7 separate regions of the Homo sapiens genome follow, and regions 1, 2, 4, 5, 6 and 7 are each linked to region 3. A link is a loop called in an ENCODE intact Hi-C map of the cell type or tissue named here. Cell type or tissue: endothelial cell of umbilical vein. All regions are shown on one strand.

What was found. Hi-C counts contacts between places; a loop is a spot of excess contacts. Peaks named below come from ENCODE experiments on the same cell type or tissue, not always from the same donor. Only the 100,000 strongest peaks of a DNase experiment are listed, where the experiment ranks them.
Region 1: a loop joins it to region 3, with 8 times the contacts of the local background. A loop is called at or near these places in 38 of 110 quality-filtered maps.
Region 2: a loop joins it to region 3, with 7 times the contacts of the local background. A loop is called at or near these places in 36 of 110 quality-filtered maps.
Region 4: it touches region 3 in a loop (4-fold over the local background); 15 of 110 quality-filtered maps call a loop at or near these places.
Region 5: it touches region 3 in a loop (6-fold over the local background); 8 of 110 quality-filtered maps call a loop at or near these places.
Region 6: it touches region 3 in a loop (14-fold over the local background); 25 of 110 quality-filtered maps call a loop at or near these places.
Region 7: a loop joins it to region 3, with 13 times the contacts of the local background. A loop is called at or near these places in 32 of 110 quality-filtered maps.

The regions. Positions count from the first base shown.
Region 1 is chr4:89,655,751-89,659,750 of GRCh38, forward strand. No RefSeq gene overlaps it. Among named protein-coding and RNA genes, the nearest start is that of SNCA-AS1, 180 kb to the right of the region's middle. In endothelial cell of umbilical vein, a CTCF peak has its summit at 2,371 (motif pointing right); a DNase peak (open chromatin) is centred at 2,381.
Region 2 is chr4:89,480,845-89,484,844 of GRCh38, forward strand. The region is part of intron 1 of LOC105377328 (a long non-coding RNA gene); the gene reads right to left. Among named protein-coding and RNA genes, the nearest start is that of GPRIN3, 180 kb to the left of the region's middle. In endothelial cell of umbilical vein, a CTCF peak has its summit at 1,612 (motif pointing right); DNase peaks (open chromatin) are centred at 1,617 and 2,307; H3K27ac peaks cover 782 bases.
Region 3 is chr4:89,900,489-89,904,488 of GRCh38, forward strand. All of the region lies in intron 1 of MMRN1 (multimerin 1), which reads left to right. Among named protein-coding and RNA genes, the nearest start is that of MMRN1, 7.6 kb to the left of the region's middle. In endothelial cell of umbilical vein, a CTCF peak has its summit at 1,524 (motif pointing left); a DNase peak (open chromatin) is centred at 1,523; H3K4me3 peaks cover 1,722 bases; H3K27ac peaks cover 1,456 bases.
Region 4 is chr4:90,291,229-90,295,228 of GRCh38, forward strand. The region is part of intron 1 of CCSER1 (coiled-coil serine rich protein 1); the gene reads left to right. Among named protein-coding and RNA genes, the nearest start is that of CCSER1, 170 kb to the left of the region's middle. In endothelial cell of umbilical vein, a CTCF peak has its summit at 2,302; no DNase peak of the experiment used is centred here.
Region 5 is chr4:89,835,526-89,839,525 of GRCh38, forward strand. SNCA (synuclein alpha) reads right to left here and starts at 1,636. Exons shown (of 6, transcript NM_000345.4): 1 at 1,437-1,636; 2 at 22-167. The coding sequence starts at 142. It overlaps SNCA-AS1 (SNCA antisense RNA 1), which reads left to right and starts at 876. Exons shown (of 4, transcript NR_045481.1): 1 at 876-1,209; 2 at 2,736-2,881. In endothelial cell of umbilical vein, no CTCF peak of the experiment used is centred here; DNase peaks (open chromatin) are centred at 1,696, 2,266 and 2,766; H3K4me3 peaks cover 2,854 bases; H3K27ac peaks cover 2,024 bases.
Region 6 is chr4:89,436,414-89,440,413 of GRCh38, forward strand. No RefSeq gene overlaps it. Among named protein-coding and RNA genes, the nearest start is that of GPRIN3, 130 kb to the left of the region's middle. In endothelial cell of umbilical vein, a CTCF peak has its summit at 1,978 (motif pointing right); no DNase peak of the experiment used is centred here; H3K27me3 peaks cover 66 bases.
Region 7 is chr4:89,596,505-89,600,504 of GRCh38, forward strand. The region is part of intron 2 of LOC105377329 (a long non-coding RNA gene); the gene reads left to right. Among named protein-coding and RNA genes, the nearest start is that of SNCA-AS1, 240 kb to the right of the region's middle. In endothelial cell of umbilical vein, no CTCF peak of the experiment used is centred here; a DNase peak (open chromatin) is centred at 2,267.

The sequences.
Region 1 (4,000 bases), 240 kb before region 3:
AGGATTTTCTCCTTGGCTCATAAGCAGTCACCTTCTCTCTGTGTCTTCACAGGACCTTTCCTTTGTGCACATGAAGAGAGAGAACGCTGGTGTCTCCTCTACTTATAAGGACGTCAGTCCTATTGCATGCCACCCTTATGACCTCATTTAACCTTAATTACCTCCTTCAAGACCATATCTCCAAATGCATTAACATTGGGGGTTATGAATATGAACTTTAGGGGCACACAATTCAGTTTATAACAGGGATAGACAGCAGAAAGGGGGGTCATAGGTGACAATTTAGTTACTGCAAAATTAAGGAAACTAGTTAGACATGAATATAGTTTCTCTAATGCACAATTATTTACCAACCTCCTGTTCTCACAAAGGACTATTATTTAAAGGCTTGTCACATATTGTTTTGTTTCATTGTATCATTTGCAAATAATAGGCCCTTTAAATTTTCATTTTTAATTTAACTTGAGAAAATTAATTAACTTAAGAGAAATTAGAATGTCAGTAAGGAATTTCTCATTGGCTTCCCATAGCTGACACCAACATTTGCAAAATGACCTTTTTCTCCCGCATTTTAAAATGATAATTTCCATTGGTGTTTATTACCTTTATCTCCAAAAGCTGTGGTGCTATTACACACTGCCAGTCAAAAGCTCTCATTGCCGTATGGAAAATGTTTGATTTTAATGAAAAACCTGGATAATCGTTATTGGATGACTTAGCTTGACTAGTGACAGTAGCAGCTTCATATCACTTGAGATAGTGTTTTTCTGGACCAACTTTGATTTTAAGTTGTCTGTGAGGGCTCTTTAACCTGGGTGGCAAATATTGTGCATGAATCATAGGTGTGCAGCTCAGCCCCCATGGACTCCACTGCTATACTCTATGCTGTTGACTGCTAAGTCTCAGTTTCTACTACTTGGGAGATTTTCTTCCTTGGAAGAGAAAATTGAGTCTTGACTGTTCTACACCCATTTTCTATCCCCTCATGCATTTAATAAAATTTGTATCCAGCGTTTGATGAAGATGTAGTTATTATAGTAGTTCAATTATTTCTCCTCCTACATATTAGTGTTTACTGCATATTTTACTCAACTTTAACAGCAAACTGAACTTTATCACCATCTTAATTAGCCCGAAATTATGAAATGATTTTCTTCTTCAAATATTGATTTGTGTCTGTAATGTAGACTGAGTGATCAGAATGATCAATGTTCAACTCAAGCAGCTGATATTTTTAATATTCTGTTTTCCCATAGAATTATTACACACAACCCTGATGATTATGAGCTGAGGGAAAAGGTTTTTAAAATTTTTTTAAATTAATCCATTATTGTGATGCCTTAAATTAAATTATTTTGAAAATAAAATTAAGTTTTGCCTTATTAGAAACTGAGATTTAAAACATTTATGTTAAAAGCAATATTGAGTCTTTGAGATTCTCTAATCTGAAATTTATTTGATTAATTGCTAATCAGTTTTAGATGGATCTAAAACTCTGCAGCTGATTATGTCTGGAGATTGTAATGAGGAATTGTAATATGGTTGCCTAGAAACTGTATTATTGACAAACTGAAATATTAAGGTCTCCATAATTTTAAGATTCAGTGAACAATGAAAGTGCCTGTGGGGGCTGCAGACCCCAGGAAGATAATTATCAGGGGGTTGAATCTGAGACTGTCAGCCAAACTCAGATCCAATTGAGATATAATAAACCTGTCTTGTAAATATTTACTGACATGATTTTTATAGGAAAGTTACCATTATATTCTAAAGCTTTAATACACTAACATATAAATTAAACTTTTATTTGGGATATGCCATTTTCGTCTAACTTAGCTGTTTTCTTTATGTTAGTATTGAAATCAATTCATAGCCTCAGCCATGCAGCCTGATGCTTCCTTCTTGTTACTGAGCCCTATACTGACAAATATACCAAGCAACTAACAGCCCCACCATTCTCCTAGGAGGAACAAGTCATTAATGATGGTGGCAGTAAAGATTCTATGTCCTGCTACCTTATTTTGTTAGAAGCTAAAGTATTTCTTCTTATGTTGCAATAATATAAAAGACTATTTGGTGCCTTTAATTTATTACATTTCAATACAAAATTTTTCTACTAAAAAAAATACTTTAAAAAAAAGTTGGAGAAAGCTAATGAGCTTCAAGTCCTGGAGTTCTCAGTCACTGATAAAGATAATACCATTATTGAATTGAAACAGCTGTGTGATTTAGATCAGGGGTCAGCTTTTAGCTCTTCACTCAGCTCTCATATGAGGGTGAAAAGAAGAGAATGGAATTAGGCGTGATGTGAGTTCCCACCAACACAAATTTTGCTTGATTCTGTCCTTTTAACGACAATTGAACCAGTAGATGGCACTATGTATTTCAGTGAAAACAGTAGACTTTCAGTGCCATAGAAATAAGCAATTAATTGCTGAATGTGAAAATGAGTGAAATGCTTCACATCTGATTGTGAGTTTCCCCCAGTTGATTTGTATTCAAATACCTTAAAGGAACATACAGTCAACACAGATTTCCTTATTTAAGAATGAAGAAGCATACTTGCTTCTGGGACTTTGTGTATGTTTTTAAAATAATGATGTACAGAAAGACAATACATTTAAAAATGTTAATTTGAGTGTTCTGTTCTTAGCATTGCAAATCTAAAGTACATGTATATACATGTATTTGTGTACAATATAGTTTTAAATATAATTAAGTCACTTTTATATAAATAGAAAATTGTTTTCCAAATGCATCAGCCAAGACAACCATTTTTGGAAACAAGACAAAGATCTTTGCAGACCAGAAATGGAACTGAAACAGTGCTAAATGAGACAGAACATTCAGCTTGCCAGGATGTGGGGCCAGAAGTGAGCCTTTGCCACCAAAAAATGTTGATCCTATGGGATGATGGAAACTAAATCCATCTCCGGTGGGATAGGGGACAGAGCCCTCTTCACTGTTTAACACCAAAGTCTTTCATTTAGGGGGAAGAAAACTCTGGAAAGGTCCCTGCTGCACTGGCTGGAGGAGGAGGAAGTAGGCGGAAGCTTCTCAGTTACCACCTGAGTGAAACTGCCTACTAGTTCAATGACTAGTCTGAGATATTGTTAACATCAGTCACTGAGGCACGGGAACTCAAAATCACCAGTTCTGCACTGGTTCCTAGGCAGAAGTAACTGTAAAACTTCTGCTGGAGACTGGAGGGATGAAATTGAAATGGAAACTTCCAGTCAATATTAGCCTGCAAACCAATATTCCTGACCATATGAGGAAAATTTAAGAAAGACAGCTAACACTAAACAATTAATAAAACATTCTATTTTAGCTTTAAAAGAGAGGAACAGAATTCAAAATTTTAATAATTATTTTCCGGATTTGATTAAGTATATAAGTCTTAATTTTGGCAATTCATTTTGAGGGCTAAGAAGGAAAAATAAAAATAAGTCTACCAGACACATCCTACTGAAACTTCAGAATATCAAAAATAAAGAAAAAAAAAAGACACCCTTAAATCTATCAGAGGAGAAAGATTTCCACAAAACAACCGTAATTAAACTAACGGTAGTCTTCTCAGGTATAACCAAGTGTGCCCCCAAACAATGATAATTTACCTTTAAAGTGCTGAGGGATGCCAGTTGTCCACCCAGGATTCTATTACACTGTATAGAGTATGCATAATTATGCTGTAAATAAGTAATTATATTTTAAGCAGGAGGGAAAGGAAAATATATTTTCAGATACACGGAAACTAAAAGAGTTTACTAACCATGCTTTTCCAGAAAGAATGACCAAAAGATGTATTATAGCAAGAAGATGAAACCTAGAGAAAAATAATAGGAAGCATGAAAAAATAGTGAATATAAAAACTGGTAAAATATGTTGGCAAATTTAATTAACTACTGATGACAAAATAAAAGATTTAGAGCTACAAAAGGTGAAACTGAAATACATGTCAATAAAAACAGATTCGTTTGGGCAGAATGGGGATTGGGGT
Region 2 (4,000 bases), 420 kb before region 3:
GTCAGAATGGCATTATTAAAAAGTCAAGAAACAACAGATGCTGGCAAGGCTGCAGAGAGAAAGGAATGCTTTTACACTGTTGGTGGGAGTGTAAATTAGTTCAACCATTGTGGAAGACAGTGTGGTGATTCCTCAAGGACCTAGAACCAGAAATACCATTTGACCAGGCAATCCCATTACTGGGTATATACCCAAAGGTATATAAATAATTCTATTATAAATATACATGCACATGTATGTTCATTGCAGCACTACTCACAATAGCAAAGACATGGAATCAACCTAAATGCCCATCGATGATAGACTGGATAAAGAAAACGTGGTACATGTAAATCGTGGAATACTATGCAGCCATAAAAAGGAATGAGATCATTTCCTTTGCAGACAAATGGATGAAGCTGGAAGCCACCATCCTCAGCAAACTGATGCAGGAACAGAAAACCAAACATCACATATTCTCACTCATAAGTAGGAGCTGAACAATGAGAACACATGGACACAGAGAGAACAACACACACTGAGCTTGTCAGTGGGGCAGGGGGAAAGAGAGCATCAGGACAAATAACTAATGCATGTGGGGCTTAATACCTAGATGATGGGTAGATAAGTGCAGCAAATCTCCATGGCACACATTTACCTATGTAACAAACATGCACGTTCTGCACATGTATCCCAGAACCTAAAATAAAATAAAAATAAAAAACAAAATATGGTATATATACATCATGGAATACTATACAGCCATAAAAAGCAATGAGGTCATGTCCTTTGAAGGGACATGGATGGAGCTGGAAGCCATTATCCTTAGCAAACTAACACAAAAACAGAAAACCAAACGCTGCATTTTTCACTTATAATTGGGAGCTGAATGATGAGAATACATGGACATGTGGGAGTAAACAACACACACTGGGGCCTGTTGTAGTGGGGAGACAGGAAGGAGAGCATTAGGAAGAATAGCTAATGGATGCTGGACTTAATACCTAGGTGATGGGTTGATAGGTGCAGCAGACCACCATGGGCACACGTTTACCTATGTAACAAACATGCACATCCTGCACATGTACCCTGAAACTTAAAAGTTGAAAAAAAAAAATAAGGCAAGAATGGAGAGACAAGGGAATATAAAATAGGCAAGAAAAATAGAAAGCACTGAATAAGATGATAAATTTAAATGAAAATATATCATCCCTTACGTTAAATCAAATGATTTCAGAAAGGCATTTAAATTTAAAAATGTAAAAATAATAAAATTATATTTTAAAAATATACTTTTCAAGAAAATTCCAGTGACATGGTATTAGAGAAAGATATCACTAAAAAATTTTATTTTAGAACATGGATATGTACCAAGAATATTTATTCTGCTTATATTATCTTTTAAGGTTCAGAAAATGAAATGAATACAAAGAAGTTTTAAATATTTTGTTTCAGTTGTACAGATCTGTATTTTTCTTTTTAGAAAAAAATTAACTTTTTTTTGAGGAGCACTATGTAAAAAAATTTTTTTTTTTTTTTACATCAGGACTCTCAAAGCTGTCCTGATTGGTCAACAAATGACATGGCCACTCTTTTAAATCATCTCACTTAGATGCAGCCAGCTCTGTCAGTAGATGGCAGTCCTGACAATGTGATCTAAGGGAGAGTGAAGCAGGTGGGAACACCAGTTCAAAGCAAGTGGACCAAGCTGAAATTATGGAGAGAACTGTGATTTATTCATGGTCATTTTACCTACTTACTGTAGACTTGTGCAGAGCCCAAATTAAGCTGGTTGATTCATGCAAACATTTTAATAATTAGTTCTAGAAATGTGAAAAATCTTTATAATTCCTTTTATTAGTTGAAATTGTCCTATTTTCCTTGAGACCACGAACTAAAAAGAACATATGGTGACTTAATTTTACAATAAGCTGAGATTAGTAGAAGAATAGTGATAGATGATTTTAAAAATTTATAAACTCATAGACTGAAACCTCAAGATTGTGTTTGTTTGACCTAGTGTTTAAAACCCAAAACTTGATATAGTGGAAAAATGGTTAGTTATTGCTAGAATTAGGATGAAAATTAAATTCTAGGCAGAATCTCAAGTAGCATGTATATTTATGATTTGCAGTTGAATTATCAACTGAATTTAATTAGCTGTGAATATTTTGGGGCCTATATATTAGGCATTTCAAAACTGTTGTTTCTGTATTTTGTTGACAGGTCACAGAAAGGATTATTTCACACTTTAAGAGAAAGTGACTCAGGGTTGTTGGAAGGTGGGTAAGAGTGACTAAGTCTGGGTGAAGTTTCCTCCTGCCTCTTTGCCTTTTCCTATGCTATTATTTTCCCACCTTCCATAGTCCGGGGAGATGACCGATGGATTCCCAGGATACTCCTTTACTTACTACAAGTGATCAAGGAAATTCAAGGACTGAATATGATAAAATATATTTGGGGAGGAAATGTAAAGTATTTTAAAATTGACAGTAAGTATAAGAAGTAATTTCTGAGGGCAAAATGGTGGTTGTCTAACAGGGGTGCCTGGTCCCCGGGCCATGGACTGGTACCAGTTTGCGGACTGTTACGAACTGGGCGGCACAGCAGGAGGCAAGAGGCAGGTGAGTGAGCATTCCCACCTGAGCTCCCCCTCTTGTCAGATCAGCCTTGGCATTCGATTCTCATAGAAGAGTGAACCCTATTATGAACTGCGCAGGCAAGGGATCTAGGTGGTGCATTCCTTATGAGAACCTAATGTCTGATAATCTGAGATGGAACAGTTTCATCCCCAAACCAACCCTGCTGGCCTGTGGAAAAATTGTCTCCCATGAAACCAGTCCCTGGTGCCAAAAAGGTTGGGGACCACTGGTCTGTAATTTGTAATATTGAGAGAAATTGGGGAAAACAAAGATTTTTCAGAATCCAAAGTGTAAACTGATCTAGTGTAAAAGATTTATAGCAAATAACAGACCCAAAAGCCTTAGTTTAAGGCCAGTAAGAAATCAAAATCATAAGAAGAATGAGGCTAGGGTAAACCCAACCCAGGAAAATAGCTCTGAGTAGACGCTAAAAGGAATTTGACTTGAGAGGCAGATATGGAAACACTTCTCTACCATGATCTAAGGATCTGAAATGAGCAACTCAATTTTCCTGGTGAAAATATTCAAACTCCATCGTTTGCAATTCAGTTCCCTTTATGAGATGGCCCAACCTCTGTTTGTTTCCTAGTCACTTCTTTCATAGCCAGTGTGTATCCAATGAGTAGACCTATGGGCCACTCTTGTCTGTGCTTTCCTGCTGCCATGGTGACATGAGTTTTGAATTTCTCTTTACCTAGATTACCTACACCTCCACTTTGAAAATAAACACACTGCTCATATTTGACCAAATGGATCAGTTTGTCCATAAAATTTCCTCTGATTCCCTCAGCTGGAAGTACTCTTTCTTTCTAAATCCTAAATTCATGCTAAGTACCTCATCTGGTCGCTTAACGCATTCTGTTTTGGTTTCAACTGTTGATGCATTCTTTTACTACGCTGTAAACCCTTAAGAGATAACATATATTTTATTGTTCATAGGCAAGCCAACCTTGCTGATAAATATTCACAGAATAATTAAGATTACCATATATAATTATTATCACATAATTGTTAAATTAAATATGTAATTACTAAATCACATAATTATAAAGATAATCATGTATGTATATATGTATTTATTGACATGGGTTAATCCTTTCAAGCAGGTTATTGGGTCTCAGGGTCATTTAAATAAAAGGATATTGAGGACTGAAAAGGAAGTCACAATAGGAAGGGAATTGCTTAATAGTTCAACCTGTTCATGTAACATTGCACGAGACTCTAGTTTTGTTTATTTCAACCATATATGTTTTTTCTCCTACCATGAACTTTGAAATGGCTGTCTGTCTACTAGATTACAATGCATAAGAAGAATAAGATTAGAAGAATAAGCATTTTTGTTTGTTTGTTTGAACTTGAATTTTAGGTTCAGAGATACA
Region 3 (4,000 bases):
ACTATGCTCTCACTTGCCATTCCTTATTTTGTCACCTTTATTTTTTTCTTTGTAGGAATTATTTGAAATTATTCTACTTATATAGACAATGGTGTATTTTATGTCTTTCCGCAATACATCCCATGAAAACAGGGACCTTGCCTGTCTTATTACTACTCTATTTGCTGCCTAGAACAGTGCCAGGTGCATAGAAAGAGCTCAATAAAACTCTGTAAAATCATGGATTATTAGATGGGTTTGGCATCCAGAGGGGAGATCAAGGCTAGAGATATAAATTTGGCAAAGCATTGGTATATAGAAATGTATTAAGTCATGAATGTGGATGATACTGAAAGAAAGAAGGACCTTGAATTATGAACGGAGAATCTCTAATATTTGATGAACTGATAGTGGTGGATGCCAACAATACAGTCTTAAATGGGGTGACCAGAGAAGTTAGGAAGGAATCTATAAAAGTGTGGTGTCATAGAGCAAAGGAAGAAAATATTTTAAGAAGGAGGTAAGTGATCAACAGTGTGAAATGCTGCTGAAAAAGACAAAATGAGGACTGAAAAATAGCCACTATTTCAGTTTAGTGAGCACCATGCTCTGGCCTGAGAGAATTGAGGTATGAAGGAAGGCAAAAGAGAGCCATTAAAGCCAACTCAATTAAGGAGGGCTTTTATGAAAAAAAAAAAAAAAAAAGGAGAAAGTGGTCAGAAGCCAAGGCTAGTCCAGTTATTTATGTTTTGTGTTTGTTTCTTATAATATTTCATTTTAAATACAGAGGGCTCATACATATGTTAACATGTTAATGAGAAGGGTCAGAGGAAGGTAAAATTTGAATATGCAGAAAAAGAGGGATTTTTTTTCTGAGTTTAATGACAAATTAGAAAATTAGAAATTATTATTTCTGAGTTTAATGACAAATTAGAAAATTATTCTGAGTTTAATGACAAATTAGAAAATTACAAAAATTAACCATTAAATTCTGCTGTCATACTTTTTTTCTGCTCATTTTGTGTGAATTATGAATAGGTTTTAGAAGTGAATTATCTGATCAGCTAAATTCTTGTGTTGTTTTCAAAGTTATTATTAGGCCTAATAACATCCAAAATGGGTTATTCTTACATGCTGTTAAATTCTAAAGAGAAACCATTATACTAAAGGGTATTTTCTTATATCTTTGTGAAATAGATGTCTCTATTACATTACTGCCAGTGAAATAAACACTACATAAAGTATATTCTCTATCAACTTTTACCCATTAATCACATTCTTTATTTCATTACTTTGCTGTTTCTACTCTGTTACTATAAATATATATTGCATTTCATATGCTAGAATTTAATGAGTGCTTATATATTCCTAATAATTAAGTGGGAACTTTTTGTATTCGCACAACTTCTGCTTTTCTGAATATAAAACTATAATTTTAAATTTATTATTTGGGGGTAAATGCTAAGAGAGTCAGTTTACAGGAACTGGATTAAGCATAGAATTCTGCATCACGGCATCCGTTAGCCTGCCTTTGTGGTCTGCACGCTGGGAAAGCCTGACACCTACTGGAATAGAAACAGTTTACAACGCCCGGAATATGCTCAAGTCACAGTTTTGCAAGGAAGGGGGAAACAAAAAATAAAATTAGGTAAAAAAGAGTATGTTCAATTCCCACAGGAAGGGGAATATCACACTCTGGGGACTGTGGTGGGGTAGGGGGAGGGGGGAGGGATAGCATTGGGAGATATATCTAATGCTAGATGACAAGTTAGTGGGTGCAGCGCACCAGCATGGCACATGTATACATATGTAACTAACCTGCACAATGTGCACATGTACCCTAAAACTTAAAGTATAATAAAAAAAATAAATAAATAAGTTATAGAAGAGAAAAAAAACAAATTTATGGAAAAGGTTATATTAAAGGTTGACTTTAAGAATCATTACTTATAAAATATATATGTTATACATATTTAATTCGATGTACCACTTTAAAAATATACTACTTTTCACTTTAAAATTGGAAAATAGGTTGGATCCAAACAGCAAACTCTATGTACATCCTGTGATGGCCATACATTCGGCTCGTTCTCATAAAACTTTACACTGACAATATTGTGTATAGACAGTAATTTGTGGCTGTGAGGCACTCTACAGTCATCTATCATTGAAAACTCAATTACATTCACCACACTGTTCCCACTACAGAAAGCAAATAAAATTATGCCTGACAAAAATATTTTAATTGCAAAAGTTGGTACATAAAAAAGGGTTTCTTCTTAAAGTCTAAATTAACCATAAATCAAAGTATCTAAAATTCCCCATAATCTGAGCTTTGCATAATTGCTTTTCAAAAAATTATTTTAAATATCAATTTATTTATATGATTCTTTTACAAAACTGATATTTTTATCTCAGTTTGAATACTATATAAAATTTTGTAAAAGGATTAAGCATAGAAAGATACACTACAATAAAAGAACCACAAACATAAATTATTTTGTTGTTAGGAAATAAAACAATGATTTTCTTAAGGAAATAAATATTGAGATGAACTTGTCTTTTGGACTTTTAGCCAAAGCTAAATATCAAATGTCTAATGCTTTATTTAAATATAATTTACATATCAAGAATCTTTTCACTAAGTGTAAATTATTGCTTCCCATTTTTATTATCTTTTTTCATGTATATATTTCCCTTGAATTATTTTCTCATTTATGACTAGTGAACTACATGCAAATTATAGTCTTTCAAATTAATAATTTGATTAAAAACTTCTCTTTTTAGCTTGATTGGAAAAAATAAAGATTTCAATAAATAGATTCTATAACACTTTGGAAGTATTTATGTTCATGACTTCTTAAGACTGTAGAGACATTCTGAAAGTTTTTTTTTTTTTCCTGAGAGGCAAGCTTCATCTGAATTGAACATAAATGATGATGATGGTCTTCTGTATTGGCTTTATGGAAATTATTGACTTGAAACATACAAGCAATTATGGTTAAGATGAATTTATCAGGTCATTAAAGAAGCAAAACAGGAGCTGTGTTTCTTTGTATCTGAGGCAAAAAAATATTGAGGCCATATTATATATATCCTCTTCAAAAAAAATCCCGCTTAACTCTGAATCATTTAATTATTATAAGCAGTGATAGCAGCAAATATTTTACTTTTCTTAAAACATTTAGTCTCACGACAATCGTGTGAGGTAGATAATATTATTGTAGATGCTTCGTAGATGAGGTAGTCACTTTTGCCAGACAAAGTCATGGCTATAAATTGTGGAGTCAAGATCTAAAAGCAGGTAGCCTGGCTCCAGCGACGAACTATGTTATGGGAAATTTTTCAGGGAAATTTTTCTTTATTTTCTTTTGCTTATGCAGATGTGCCCACTGCCCCCACCCCTCACCCTTGCCTAATTCAGGATTAGAAAAAAAAAAAAAAAACTCTAGGCACAGAAATACACTCTCTTCTTTATTCACACCTATGTGTGCAGTTAAAAGGAGAATAAAAATCTTGTCCAGCAGGCAGAACTTCATCATCAGAAATGACCTTCTAATTCTGATCTACGAGGTGAAAAAAGCATGTATTGATGACAACTCTGATGTTGCCAGAAATGCCTCATTCCCCTCCTCCTCTCTTCTTTTCCCCTTTCCTGTTATTTTGTCCTATTTTTTCATCCTTTGCTCTATTTCTTACTTTTTCTTCTTCAACTCTCTCTGATTTTGACAAGAGATATGCAAAATTATTATTTTTCACTTTGTGTGGCATTTTTTTCAGTATGTATGTATTTATTTATTTTTATTGTGGTAAAATATACATTAAAAAATTTACCATTCTATCCGTCTTTAAATGTACAGTTCTGTGGCTTTAAGTAGGTTCACATTGTTTTGCAGTCATCACTGCCATCTATTTCTGGAACGTTTTCATCTTCCCAAACTGAAGCTCTGTACCCATTAAATAATAACTTCCCATTGCACCCTCCCTACCATCCCTAGCAATCACCATTCTATTTTCTGTC
Region 4 (4,000 bases), 390 kb after region 3:
TAAATGTTAGTGCAGCTACTATTTGCATGTTTCTGAGTGAAGTACTTAACTAGTTTAGGTTTCCATTTATTATCCTCAAAAAACAAGTTCATTTTCCAAATATAAAATTCAATACAATAGTTGGTCGCCAAGGCAGAACTACCTAAATGTTCCAAGATGCAAAATCCCCACTTAGTGGCCACTCAAGTCGGTCACATCACCCTTGCTACTGGGCACAGCTGAAAAGGCCCTTGTGCCATAAACACAAGTCCTTTTCTCATGAATGCTTTCTTACCTATTATTCTGTCAAATTAGCAATATATTAGTATAAACCCAATATAGTTTAGTCATTCCTGATAGTGATATTTGATGCAGTCCCATAGTCTCAAAGAAGACAATTTACTGAATTTATTAACAAAGTTTAAAGGGTTTTCTTAAGAAAGGAAAGAAATGAGCTAAATTTGTTGTATCTCCTTTATTATAATCTTCATTATGTAACTCCTTTTAAAAAAACTTTTAAAGTCAAAGAACAATATAGGCAATATGCTTTAATATATTTAGTAAAGTCTACTTTGAAATAAAATTTATGAATTTAGGTGAATTTGTTAATTATTGGTATAATATTTAACATTGCCACCAATTTAAAACTTATTTCTCCATAACTTGAAACAATTTCAATCTGACACTCTATTAGAATGTTATATTATGTAAATATGTTAATTATCAGACATACTTCCTTGGTTCTAAAACCTATATCCCTGTTCTAACTCATGAATTACAAACCAAAACATTAAGTAATAGCAGAAATGTAAGAAAATAGGTATATGATTTGGTTAAGCCCATTGATTACATTAGCAATTAAAGTAAAAGAGGAAGGCAAACTTGTCATCACATTTCTAATTTTATCATATACCAGACATACTTTGACTGTCTTTACTATCATTTTGCTCTTTTTTTCCTCTCTTTTTCTGTAACACACTACATTTATGTGTTAGTGGTAATGGCTTATAACACATTATTTTTCCCTTCATATCTATGGAATATTGATTCTAGTTTGTTGTTAACTTTGAACTAGAAAAAATGATATTCAGATATATATGAGTATATATGTGTGTATGTATATTTGTATGTGTACTAAATTTCACAGACTGCATGCATATGTTTTAATAAATCAGAGGGGCTCACATAATTCATCTAATCAGTTGTCTAATCTTAATAATAGAGAAACAGAACCCAAGAGAAATTATATCCACAAATATATTGTGAAAGTGTTATTAATGAATGTGATCATTATATGTTGAGTTCAAAGACAGCTCTTTTAAAAAAGCCAAACCCAAGATTCTGTTTTTCACATGATTGTAACAGAATTAGTACACAATGCCAATACATGACTGAATGGAAATCAGCATATTCCTTAACATGCTGCAGTCAGCATTATATAGGAGACACCTATAACAGCACTTACTTAAAAAAAAAGCTGCAATTGTTTGTGGATATACTCATATTTTTTTTTTCCTTTCACCAGACCAATGCTGACTTTCAGTTCTATTGATCTAACATTTGTGTTTGAACTAGAACATGCACTGAAAATGTTGGATTCCATATTACTGCCTATACTGATTTTTATTGTCAGGTATCTGTATTACTGACTCTACACACACAGACACAGAAATAATTATAAATGTCCAATGTAGCCACCTTTTAATTTACTATCCTAACATGTATTCCGATTAGTACTTTAAAATTCTTTTTCTCAGACTTTGGTATTCATCCTATGTTGATATAAGATAGTTTTTTCATTTTCTTCTTTACGTTCGTATCTGTTACTATTAGCTGCTGTATGGAGTATGTTTAATACAATAAAAAATAAAGTGATACCTAAAATTTATAATCAGAATAAAATGTTACCATCTTTATACATCTTTTACACTAATATGTTTTCTACAAAGCAGTACAGTTTTATTTTAGACATATGTTCATGATGTTTCAAAAACAACAAGAAACTATCAGAAAAATGAAAAATAAATTTGAATTGATATATATATGAGTGTGAATCCCTTTAAAAATATAGATCCTATACATATTTATAAGAGAAAAACTTTAGAAACTCTGATTTTTATTATTCTGTTGTTTCAAGCTTTCAAGTTGAATCGAGTTTTTCTTTGATCTAAAAGGCAATTTATTTTTATCAGATACTAATTGTTTTAAAAAGATTTAATTTGTTAATATACTTTAAGGATTTTGTGATATTTTTAATAATTAAATGCCCAATAAGAGTTAGAATAAAAAATTAACTTTACCGTCAAAAAGGAAGATCTCCTGCACCCTCTGCTGCTATGTAAATGAAACTGCAGGTTATTTATTATAAACTTATTTTTATTTTATAAAATAAAAAAAGAAAATAAAAAATTTAAGAAGATTTTTTAAAGATCTTTTCAAAGATTTTTTAAATTTAAGAAAATAAAAAATTTAAAGAAAATAAAAAATTTAAGGCAAATCCAGTCATTTTAATATACAGTAAACAAACGAACCATTATAGATGTCTCAAAAGAACATGCATCTCAGATATATAGTTTACTTAAAAATAAGTAAAATATAAACTGACAAACTAGCTTTGAAAGGAAGAGGTATAATGGCATCAATTTGTTATTAATGAGAAAAAGTCATAATGCTACATACTTCTAAATCATCATATTACTTAAATTTATTAACCAACATACAAAAATCTATTGTGGTTTATTGTTTGTAATATGGAAATATTAAACATTAAAAAGATTGTGAAAAACCTGGAGTGAATTATTTGTGTCTTATGGCTCACTGCCATTTTAGATGAATTATTGTGTTGTTAAAATAAATTGACTTTTTTTCTAAGAGGCAGGAAATAGCTTGCAATAGTGAAACCAGATAGAATCCGAGCTGTTACAAAAGTTGATCCCAATTTATAAACAGATACCACTTGGATTGAAAATCTATATAAAGTATAAATTTTACTATTAAAATGTAGTTTAATAAAAAATAGTCTTGCCGGGCGCAGTGGCTCATGCCTGTAATCCCAGCTCTTAGGGAGGCAGAGGCAGGAGGATAGCTTGAGCCTAGGATTTGAGACCTGCCTGGGCAATATAGCGAGACCCCGTTCTCCATAAAAAGGAAAAAAAATACAAAGTCTTTATATTATTTTAAGGATTCTTAGCACTTCCATATGTTTTATTTATTTAAATATTTTATATTAAACTATAAAAATTGAAGCAGTTATTAAAACACTAGGAATTGATGTTTGTATTTTGTCGAACTTGGTGAAATTATTTTTAGAAAAGGCATTTTCTGATATGTCCAATCTCCTATTCCTTCCCAGTGGAAACCACTGTTAATAATTTTTGTGTATCTTCCAAGTTGCTTTTAAGACATTTACATGCGTATTTCTATATCCTTCCATATTTTGTAGTTTTTAAATAGGCTATATATCTCATACTCCCTTATTTTGATTTTTAAAGTCTTAAATATAAAAGTAATTCATGAATTCATTCTGATTGTTGAAGCATCGTATTACATATAACACCATGTCCCCGTTGACGACAACCTCAATTCAAAGGCCCTCTTTAAGGGTAATCACTGTTAATGCTTTGAAGTACATCCTTCAAGATTTTTTTCAGGAAGAAAAAAAATCATACACACATATGATTCTGCAGAGTATTTAATATTATACATACTATTTGATAATAAATTTTGAATTGACATAAAATGTATTCCGAATAGTATATCACTTACCAATTTGATTTTATTAACACAATGCCTTGGAAATTTTTCCTTTGTTTGTTCATATCTTTGACCTTATATGTTTAGCTCTTATATATTATGCTGTGGAATAAATAGACCATTTTTAGAATTTTAAAAATTCTCATATTAATGAACATTTATATTATTTTATATTTTCACTACAATAAGCCTGAGTATCCCTGTACATGCTTCTTTGAGCAGATCTGTGAGTATTATTCTAGGGTAAATGCTGAGAAGTAGAATTATT
Region 5 (4,000 bases), 65 kb before region 3:
TGACATTTGGGGTTTACCTACCTACATAGAGAACACCCTCTTTTGTCTTTCCTGCTGCTTCTGCCACACCCTGTTTGGTTTTCTCAGCAGCAGCCACAACTCCCTCCTTGGCCTTTGAAAGTCCTTTCATGAATACATCCATGGCTAATGAATTCCTTTACACCACACTGGAAAACATAAAATACACTTTGAATGAGAACTTTCGGGGAAAAATAAACAAAAAACACTGAAAAATCATGAGAAACCCTCCAAAGTGTGAGACTCTTTTAAGTGTACACTCATTTAACCATTGGACAAAGCAGACATTTTTAGCTCTGGCATTAAAAATTTAGCATCTCCCATCCATCTTGGCTAGTAAAAGTCTAGCCACCTAACCACGGATTAGGATGAATCCTCTGAGTTGTTATTACTGCATTTCAGAAGTGGAGTTGCATGAAAAGATTAACCCCTTTTTTAAATTCCCGGGGTCTAAAGGGTAACAGTATGAGTTAGAAGCATGGAAGCTGGAGGCTTAGGGTCAGGGGTATCCTTAACATGAATCCCAGAAGAAGGCTAACAGGTTGATGGTGGAAAGGCGTAGGCAACAGAACTAACTGCTCACTCGGGGTGTGGTTCAAACTCAGGCAAACAGCAGGCCCAAGTGTGATGGTTCTAATCCATCCAACATCCACCCCCGCCCTCAGCTATCTACCCTGAGCAGGCGCCGCTCACACTCGCGGGCCGTCTCCAACCCCGCGCCAGCCACCCGAGGGGGCGTTCTCAGCCTCCACCCTAGCGGACCCCGCGCCAGCACTTGTTAACCCGTTACCACCTGTTGACTTGGCCTCCTTGCACTTCCATTTCATTATTTGCCAAACGCAGCTTGCTTACTTTACAGAGAAAAACCAAGAGAGCGGGCAGACAGATTTTATGTGAGAGAAAAGTTGGATGCTCACGCTCCATGGAGCATCCTCGCGTTTCCCGGGGAAAAGCGGATCCCGGAGAAGCAGCCTAATCTCTCAGCCCTTGTGGAGAAGGGAATATCAGAAGCAGGACGAAAGCCAGGTCAAGTCTCTTTCCTTAGGCTCCCCAAAGGGACAAGTACTCACCTCCCAGAGACCTGGCCCAGCGGGTCCTCATGGCAGCACCACCCCCTCCCGGTGCCCACGACCATTCGTCTCCCATCCGGCGTTCTCCAGGATTTCCAAAGACGCCCGTTTAGATCCACAGGTACTTACCTGAGTCCCTCTGCTTCTCCACAACTCCGACTCCTCCCCGCCTCTCTCTTTTTTTAAAAAAAAAATTTAAACAATTCCCAAATAATATTTAATAGGAAAGAAGAAGGAAAAGGAGCGCACAGGAAGGGCGGAGGCGGCACCCGGGGGGGACTGTCCCCAGAGGAGGCCGCTGTGAGCCGGCGACGCGAGGCTGGGGGAGTGGGAGGCAAACCCGCTAACCTGTCGTCGAATGGCCACTCCCAGTTCTCCGCTCACGAGGGTGGAAAGGCAGAAGGCTTGAAGGCAAGGCGTGAGGGAGCGCCCAGGACGCTCTCGGAGGGGCCGGGCCGGGGTCTGCGCTGCAGCCCGCACGCACCTCACTTCCGCGTCGCGGCGCTCGGTCGCTCGCCCCCTCTCTTGGGCCCCTTCTGGTCGTCGCCGTCCTCCTCCTCCTAGTCCTCCTCCTTCTCCTTCTCCTCGGCTCTCCGCCCCCACCGCTGATTTGTCAGCGCTTCTGCCCGCCCCTCTCCCGGCGCTCGCTGCTTTCCCTGCAGCGTGCTCCTCGTCCCTATCTCGGATGGGGATGGGGCAGGGGGCGCGGGGTGAGCCATCAACTCCAGCCGCCTGCCTGGCCGCGCAAGGCGGGAAAGTGGGGGCGCTTTTGCGCCTCACGTTAAGTTTAGGGTCACGAGCACTCTTGTGGAGATCGGGAGCGGTTGGGCTAGGGATGATGCCTCTTCCTCTTTCCCCTTCCCCTCCCTTCTTGTCCCCGCCTTTCCTCTGGGTCCTCCCGGGGACCACCCCCTACCCCTCGTCAGAGTCGCCCTGGGAGAGCCGAGGGCCTGAGGGTCGACCACCAAGGGCAGAGCCTATCCCTTGGGGAGCTGCTGGAGGAGACAGGCAGCGCCGGGAGGTGGCTCACACCGCACCGCCGAGAGCGCTTTGCCCTCGCATCGCTGAAATTTAATCACGGTCACAGGTTACAACGTTAGGGGTCGCTTTAGTTCAAATATCTTCAAGGTTTTCGTTTGCTCTTAATCTAGGAAGAGCCGGAAAGGGTCCTGAGGGTGAAAGGGAGACTACTAAGGAAGAGTCACAGGTTGAGGAGGCAGGAGAAGGCTCAGCAAATCCTCTTTCCACGCCACTATCACCATTTTCCTTTCCACCAATCAGCGCCTGCCAGACGCTGATTTTCCCATCAGTGGAACAAGGAATAAATATTCCCCAGCCGTCTAAAACAAGCGGTCCTAAGGCTTTTCGCTCTAGAAATGGGACTTACTTTGCAGACCTCCCTTTATCTGGGAGACAAATCCAGCGTGATTTAGCCTACCGGACCATCATATCCAATTTCTTCTTCAGCCCCTTCTGAAAGGGAGATGCTACACACCACTCACCTTTCTGACTTCTGATTCTCGTTGCCCTCAGAATTGACACCCCCTTTTCTCTCCCCCCACCCACCACACGCACATGCACACAGACATACACACGCGAACTTCAAGACAATTTTTGCATCGCTTAACACATTTTCACCTCTTTCAGAGCTGGAAGACAGCTGTTCCTGGATCACACCAGAATGGAGAAGCAAGCTCCTCCCACTAGCAGAAAGCCTTTGCTTTCTGTGCCTGGATTCGGAAGATTAGTTAAGCACTGGAAGAGGAGGGGGGAAACAACAACTCGTTTTTGCTGTATGTTTTTTTTTTAATTGTTTTTATATTTATAGAAAGTTATGCTTTGTCTGATTCTTGCGCTAATTTGGGTTCTGAAATTTGAGTAAAATCAAATTTAAACATACAAAACAACTTTAAAACCACAAGGAACAGGAAGCAAATGATTATACATAAAAGACATATAGAAGATAATGCATATGTGTTCAGTGGAAAATAGAAAAGCATGAAAGTAAGATCACAAATATTTATTATTTAAACTCTTCCTTGAACTATTGGTCTGCCCTTTGGAAAAGCAGACTTTCCTTAATGCAGTAGCTCATATTAATATTTTTTGTTTGCTTAGGACCAGAGCAAGAAGGTTGGACTTGGGAGCTAGTTTGCTGTCTGGCTTTGAGACCTTGAACAAGTTTTGTTCTCCTTCTGTTTCCAGTTTTCTTTTTTGTAAATTAGGAGATTAACTCATGTGATCACTCTATTTTCAACTTTTTGTTATGGGAAATATTCAAACATATGCAAAAGTAGACAGAATAAAGGACTCTCATGTGAAGATCATCCAACTTTTACATTTTTTCAATGCATGGCTGATCATGTCTCATCCATAAGTCCACTCACTTTATCACTACCAATCCTCCCTCTTTTTTTTTTTTTTTTACCAAATTCAAGCTTTATATATATCTTTTCAGCTGTAAACATTCAGTATGCATCCACAAAATTTAAGGACTGTTTAAAAATAACCACAATATCATTAGATGATTCTTTAAAATTGCAGTGTAATTTACACCTAGGGAAATGCTCAGATGTTGTGTCCCTTTAAATCAGTTTTGAAAAAGCCATGCATTAGTGTAACCCACACTATTTTGAAGACACAGGACATTTTCATCATTCCAGACAGTTACCTTGTACCTTCATGTGCATATTCTAGAATGTCATAAAGATCTAATCACGTAGTATAAACTTTGTTTTATATTTGTCTGACTTCTTTTACTCAGTATAATATTTGTGAGGTTCGTTCATGTCGTTGCATGAATGGGTGTTTTGTTTTTTATTGCTTTTTGTTGTTTCTTTTTACTACTGTTAATAGTATAAGTTTTCCATTGTGCCTCTTTACAACTAGTATCTCAATAGAGTATTACAACA
Region 6 (4,000 bases), 460 kb before region 3:
GTTTCAGTATGCAGCCATATTCACGCCTAGATGCAGGACTGCTATGGTTCCCTCCTCCATAGTGCTGTTTATTCTGCACCACAGAGTTCCCTGGGCCTGTGAGAAAAACCCCACACTTCACTGGGGTGCTTGCTTTTGGTCCTTTCCTCTTTTCCTTCCTTTCATCCTCCTTTTTCTTTCCTTTTGTTTTCGTCTCTGCCCCTTAACAATTAAGTGTTATTCTCAAAATAGGAGAAGATGGCAAGTTCAGATTTGTAACTGCTAGATATGATATTTTTGTATCTTTTTCTTTAGTGAACTCTCATTTATTTAACAAATATTTATTTGCTCACAAATATTAAAGCATAATTGCTTTTATTGAGAGAATCTGTCTAATAAATAGTAATTCAAAAAAGAAAAGAAAGGAAAACCCAGATGTAGTTTCTGCCTTCAATAAATTTACAATCTAGTGGAAAAGACCAAAAGTAAACAAATAATCTCCCCAAATATATATATATATATATATATATATATATTGAGATGGAGTCTCACTCTGTTGCCCAGGCTGGAGTGCAATGGTGTGATCTCGGCTCACTGCAACCTCCACCTCCCGGGTTCAAGTGATTCTCCTGCCTCAGCCTCCTGAGTAGCTGGGACTACAGGTGTGTAGTCCGGCTAATTTTTTGTATTTTTAGTAGAGACGGGATTTCACCATGTTAGCCAGGATGGTCTCGATCTCCTGACCTCATAATCTGCCTGCCTCGGCCTCCCAAAGTGCTGGGATTACAGGCATGAGCCACCGCGCCCGGCCCCAGGTAATTTTTATTATGATTTTGGATGCATGCTATGACAGGACAGCACAAGGGTGTGAGTGATGGTGGGGATATCAGAAAACACCCCTGAGGTGTGACATTTATCCTCAGACCTAAAACAATGGTTCTCAACTGGGCTATTTTGACAATATCTGGAAACATTTTTGTTATCACAACTGGGAGGAAGGATTTACATTTCCTGATCATGTAGTGTGACTTCCTTTTTTTTTTTTTTTTTTTGAGACAGAGTCTTGCTCTGTCGCCCAGGCTGGAATGCAGTGGCCTGATCTCCGCTCACTGCAACCTCCACCTCCCAGGTTCAAGCAATTCTCCTGCCTCAGCCTCCCAAGTACCTGGGATTACAGGTGCCTGCCACCATGCCTGGCTAATTTTCATATTTTTAGTAGAGACCGGGTTTCACCATGTTGGCCAGGCTGGTCTTGAACTCCTGACCTCAAGTGATCCGTCCGCCTTGGCCTCCCAAAGTGCTGGAATTACAGGCGTGAGCCACTGCACCCAGTCGCATAGTGTGACTTTGATTTGTGTCTCCATAACAGGAATATTTTCAAAATAAATCATCTATTTTATTCCCCATAAGTTATATTAATTTTTGTATATTAATTATTAATTGTTATAAGTTATATAAATTATACTGTCCTGGGTCTCTGTATCCATTGAGTAGGCTTCGATTGTTTCAGGGTGAGAATAGACAGAACCTAACATAGAGAAGTCACTGCTCAGCTTTGAATGTCAAATTAGACATTTTTTGAGCACTCAGAAAAACAATTGCCTTGGATATCGTAACTTTTAGAGAAAGGAAAGTTTTCTTGGAGTATAATAATTTCCTTTCATATAATCAAGACACCTATATATGATTCATATCATAGTGTTTTACTATAAGACATTTGTAAATTGAAAGACAGTTATGAGGCCCCATCAGACAGGAAGGAGTAGAAAGTCCTTCTGATGCTGAGGCTTAAAAACCACGGAAAGGAAGAGGGAAGCAAAGCAATCTACTCTGGGTGTCCTTGCTTTGTCCTTGGCAGTGCTGGGGAAGCGGTGGTGCTGGGCAGGGCCTCTGAAGCACTGAAATCATGTTGGGGAAATCCAAGGCAATTGGAGACTTCTGGTTTTCCCAGCGGGTGGCCTGAGAACCATGAAGATTTCTTAGAGTAACCACAAGGTGGCAGAGAATCGCAAATGACTTCGAGAGGCTTTTGAGTGCCGGGGTAAAAATGGCCGCAGGAGATGCTCTAGTTCACAGGCTTGAAGTAGTGTTGAGACAAGAAACGAAGTAACCTTGGGACGGAGATCTGACTGATAGACCACACAAACTGGAGTCACGGGCAGACCTCAGAGCGTCATTACTGAGAGCTGGGGAGGGCTGAGGCAGCCAGCGGGCATCAGGTCTTCACCTCAGCATAGAGCTGAATGTGAGGCACACTTCTGGATGCCTCAGGAGCCAGTGCAGAGGAACAGAGGTCCTCCGAGTTCTGGATACACACTTTCTACTCTACACCACTTACACCACCTGGGACCTTAAATCACTCTGGCAAAAGGGAAGGAAACCTTGAGAGGAGGGTGGCGAAGGGCATCACATCTGAAACCCATGACAGTAACTCAAAAGACATGAATTATCCAGAAAGAGGCTATTTAAACTAGAAAAGACTGAATTACTTATTGACAAGCCTGTTTTGTTTTTTTCCCCTCCTGTCAATGGTATTGGGGGCTTGAAAGCAAGACAAAGTCAGAGAAAATAAAGAAAAATACACTGTGTGTGTGTGTGTGTGTGTGCATTTGGGTCGTTTCAGAAGTAGTAAGTAAATTTACACACCACTATATTGGAAAGCCGACATAGAATTCCTAAGGAAGTAGGGACACTACCAAGCTACATCATCCTATCATAAGACACAGGGTAGTCTACTAAAACTGTACTTCATATTCTAATATTTGCCTGAGGTACAACACATAATATCAAGAATACTGGAGGGAAAGCTGATTTGTTCTTTCGGGAAAGGCTTATTTCTTATGTTTATTCTGGGCACTGTAGGTCAAAACAGGATGATCCAGACATGACTTTTAATTCAAAAAGATTTTAGAAAAAAGGCATGTGCATTATTCATCAATGTAACATAATGAAAAGATAGGCTGTATTGTACACTCATTAGGAATGCAGACCCCGGGAACAAATTGCTTGAGTTTGATCCCAGCTCTCCCATTTAAGACTCTGACATGTTACTTAACCGCTCCATATAAAGAACAAGTTTAGTTTCCATAGAAAGAACAACTTTAGTTTCCATAAAGACCAAGCTTAGTTTCCACAAGTTTAGTTTCCATATGAAGGCAGTGGCTGCCTTATAGGATTGAGTTAATAAATGCAAAGCACAGAAAACACCTGACATATAATAAGACCTAATAAATATTGATATCATTGTCATTAGCAATAGTAGTAGAAGTAGTAATATTAGTAGTCATAGTGAAAGTAACAGTGGATGAGGTAGTTATAATTACCCAAAGGAAAATGAAGATAAAGGGTTCTGGCGATTACTCATAGGGGAGATTATTTCCAGTTGAAGGATCAGGGAAGATTTTGAGGGAGGTGGCATTTGGTTAGGGCTTTGAACATGTTATTGTTCAGTTCTCCTAATAACACTGGCCTGATTAAGAGAAATGAGAATAGGAGACACGCAGGGAATACAATAACTTGACCAAAGGAGAGACACAGGAAATACTAAGAATGAGTGAAAAACAAAGAAAGTCAGCAGAGAGCAGTTGCCTATTGATATTCTGGCATGGTGGGTGAAGCCGTCAATGCTGCTTCTGTTTTCCCTCTTCCATAGACTGCTAATGTGATAAAGAAAGAGAAATAATGGTTTCCAGCATTCACTGAAAGTGGCTCATTTTCTCCTGAATCAATCTTTGGTAACACAATCAACTCTGTGCTGCAAGGCCTGCTCCAGAGGCCGGTTTGCTATATTTTAGGATTGGCCAACACTCATGGGAATCAGAGGTGAGAGGAGAAAGTGGATTTTAGGTCCACATTCAAGACCTTGACTGAGAGTTTGGAGGATTTTGTCATTGAAGAAAAGGTAATTGGAGTAACAGCTTCCAGCATCTTTGCTCTTTGTTTTTATACCCCTTTCCACATATATCCCATCTCTCAGAAACTCTTCTACTCCCCAAATTTGCTTTTTAATGATGTACTTAGT
Region 7 (4,000 bases), 300 kb before region 3:
TGTTTAATATTTCCTAAATTCTTAGAACCACTCTATAAAGTAGATATTGATACTCTCATTTTTCTGATGAGGAAAGTTTAACTCAGAGCAGTTTAATAAATTGTTTATATTCAGGCAGCAAGTAAATAGTAGTGCTATGACTCAATCATAGGATCAGATCATTGGTTACAGATGTGGCACTCTACTGCATCATTTTTGCCTTTTAATCCAGTGCCATTAATCCATTTAGTGTTCATATTTACCTTGGGAGACTATAAAAATAATTTGAGTCTCTTGCCATATGTCCTTGATTCTTGAGTTAGACCTGTTGGTCAAGAGTTCTAGGGAATAGAAGTATCTACGGAAGTATAAAAATTCATCCTGGGTTGCGGAGTGTATACTTTGACTGAAGCTGCAGAAAAAGCTGAGGGAATTGCAAGGAAGTGATGCTTGGTGATTGTCCACATTTGCTTTCTTAAATTGTAAAGATGGAATATGGTAGTGAAAAGAGCTGTGTAAGCTACAAATGGCAACTGGGGCTTTTTGCAATGATACAGTTAGGCATAGGAAGGCAGAGGGGGAGGGTGAATGTTAAGATTAACTTGTGGCAGAAATGGGAGTAGAAAATTTATGTTCTGCCTCCTTTAAAAAGAATTTTAAAGAGAAAACAATTCTGCATCTATATTATTGTTCACTGGAATTTGAGTGCCAGAAATTATGGGTTGGGTCATCAGCCAAGGATGAGATGATTTGAGGGCTGGTGTTTCTGCAATCTATCCAGTGGATCACAAGCTACCATAACATTTAGAGGCTTTAAACAAAACGTTTACTTATTTAAAAGTTTCTGTGGGTCAAGAATTCTGCTGCAATTTAATGGGTAGTTCTAGTTCAGGTTCTCCAATGAGGCTGCAGTTGAAATGCTGGCTGGAGCTGCAGTCATATCAAGGCTTGACTAAGGATGGAGGATCTCCAACATGGCTCACTTACATGGTTGTTGGCTGGAGGCCTCAATTTCTTGCTATATGAGCCTTGCCATAGAGCTACATGAGTATTCTCATGACAGGGTAGTTGGTTTCCCCAGCATAGAGATCTAAGAATGATGTCCAGGAAGAGGCTGCAGTGCCTTTTATTACCTGGTTTGAGAAATCAGGCACTGTCACTCCTACTTCATTTGATGCTTTAGAAGCCTGGTCCATACACAAGGGGAGGGGAATTAGGCTTTACTTTTTGAAGGGAAGATGGAAAAGGAATTTGTAGACATATTTTCAACCACTGCAGATAGGTTAGACATCATGAGTGTATGCCATTTAATTCTTACAATTAGAAGGGGCTTCAGATAGCACCATATCCCAAACCCTCATTTGACCTAAACTAAAATTGAGACTGGTGGTATTTCAATGATATCACCAAAACACATTACTTGCTAGTGGCAGAGATATGGCAAGATTCCTAATTTGTCTGGGTAGTGCTCTTTCTTTTTCCAACCAAATATATAAACTTTAAAAAATATATTTTATCTATTCTTTCTATGCATTTGGAATAAAGTGATAGTTGACTAAACTAGTTTTAAGAAGACCTAGGAAAAACTTAATTATAAGTCTCTATGGTTAGATAGCCAGGCTAATGCAGCCAGAATGAGGAGCAACAATACAACATCTCTTCTTCCTAGTTCTATGAAGTGAACAGGCATCCAACAAGGCTGATGGCACAGAAGATGGTCCTAAGACAGACAAGCAAACAAAACTTGCCTTCTCTGTGGAAGCACTTCCTGACTTCGCTTCCCCAACAAGTAAGCCTTACTTCTGTTACAGGACTTTGAACACTTCATATCACCAACTTTTTTACATGTCTGCTTCCTCTACCTTACAGGACCTGGCTATGTCTTATTCATTCTTCTATTCCCAGTATCCTAGTTCATCATATGCACAGTGATAACGTATAACAATGAGAAGATTATTTTATGGAATTACTGAGTGCATCTGTTATTTTAAAAATTGACATAAATCTCACACTTTTTAGTGTGAGGCAAGTTTTTGTTTGTTTGTTATAGGACCATCTATTGTGTAATGAGATATTCTACAACTTTCAGCCAGACTATACATTTTTAAAAGATTTGGGACAAGTTCACATATAGAAATCAAATAATATTTTGTTTATTGACTTTTCTCTCTGTGGCATCTCTTGCTCTGTTGAATGGCGACCACCTGACAATCTATTCTAAGTCCTCTTGTGTACCTGGGAGGAACAAACCTTGTACTGCAGAAGAATATGTCACTACTTTTCACTCCACTAGGTGTCCTCTGTCAGTTATTCTTATCTATTTCCAGTAAGTTTTGCTTGGTTTCCATCCTCTTTATTTCTGATAGATATCACAAGCACATACATTTTAATAATTACATGTAATCACCCTTAAAAAAGTTGGTAAAGGCACAATTTATTTTGAATTAACTGAAAAGGTATAGGCAGGGCATGAGAGATGTTCAAACTTGAAAAGAAGTTTTTGGAATTATTAAAACTTTTTTTTTAATGGCATAGTTTCCCCAGAATAGTATATAATTGCTTTTGCTTTCTCCCCTTTATACCCAGTCTCTTTCCTTCCCATATTTATATATTTCTTTCTCTATAGATATAAAAGAGAAAAAAATGGCTGTTTAAACTGCACTGTATCTATTTCATGTTCTTGGCTTTGAAAACTGTCTTTCATGCTATGTGCTTTTCCAGAAATAGAAATAATTGGATACTGCTGTAAGTTAAAATGAAAAGTACATCTAAGTATTTCATAAGAGCAAAGGATGATTAATGTAGTAAGAAGTGGTTTTTCATGGGCAAGTAATGTGCAGTAAGTACTGCAAAACTTTTCAACAACAAAATACAAAACACAGTACTTTTCAACAACAGAACAACAAAAATGTGAAAAAGTTTTCACATTTGACTAATGGCAATTTTAGTTTACCGTCAAGAGATAAAATCCCCTCTTTTTAAAAGGAATCTCACTTATACACATTTACCATACCCTTACAACCTCATGGGCTATCTTTGACATAAACTATATTATGACTTCCTCTCTTTATTAATATTTCAGCCCTAGGGGCTAATATGAAAAATTTATTTTTATTCAATCTAGAACTTCCTTAACTTTTTTGTTTCTTCATACTTTACATATTTAGAATATTATTTGCTAGGATCTGATCTTCCCACCTGAGAAACTTCTGTGCCAAGTTTTCCTCTTTGCTTCTAGTGCACCAGTCTGCTAATATTTGAAATGTGTTACTTTACATTACAAAAAGAGAAAAGTAAAGCATAACATTGTATTTGTTATTATATCTAAATACTAATAATTTCAGGGGTCATTTCTACATTTGGATTATATTGATATAAGGGCATTAAAATTATAGATATACTGGGATTAAAGATTCAGTGCAGAATAGCACCAAAGATATATTTCACATATACCATTGGTCAAATACACCTACCGTTTAGTTAATAGGTAAAGAATATTAAAGGATTGCTAGTTAGAATGTATAATACTCAGATGACTGTAGAAAAACAAAAGACTTGGACATTTTAAGGAAATTACTATCTAGTTAAGGTGATCTTCCAGGCGTGGTGGCTCACACCTGTAATCCCAGCACTTTGGGAGGCCGAGGCAGGTGGATCACCTGCAGTCAAGAGTTCAAGACCAGTTTGGCCAACATGGTGAAACCCCATCTCTACTAAAAATACAAAAATTAGCTGGGCATGGTGGCAGGTGTCTGTAGTCCCAGCAACTCAGGAGGCTGAGGCACAAGAATTGCTTGAACCTGGGAGGCAGATGTTGCAGTGAGCCGGTATTATGCCACTGCACTCCAGCTTGGGTGACAGAGTGGGACTCCATCTCAAAAAAAAAAAAAAAAAAGGGGATGTATTAAAATAAATGAAGAAGAAAATCTCCCATTAATCAATAAATCAAGAAGATCAAATGTAATACAATATGATCCCGTATCTAGGTCCAACATCACAAAAATACTTCTTGGATGGTGTA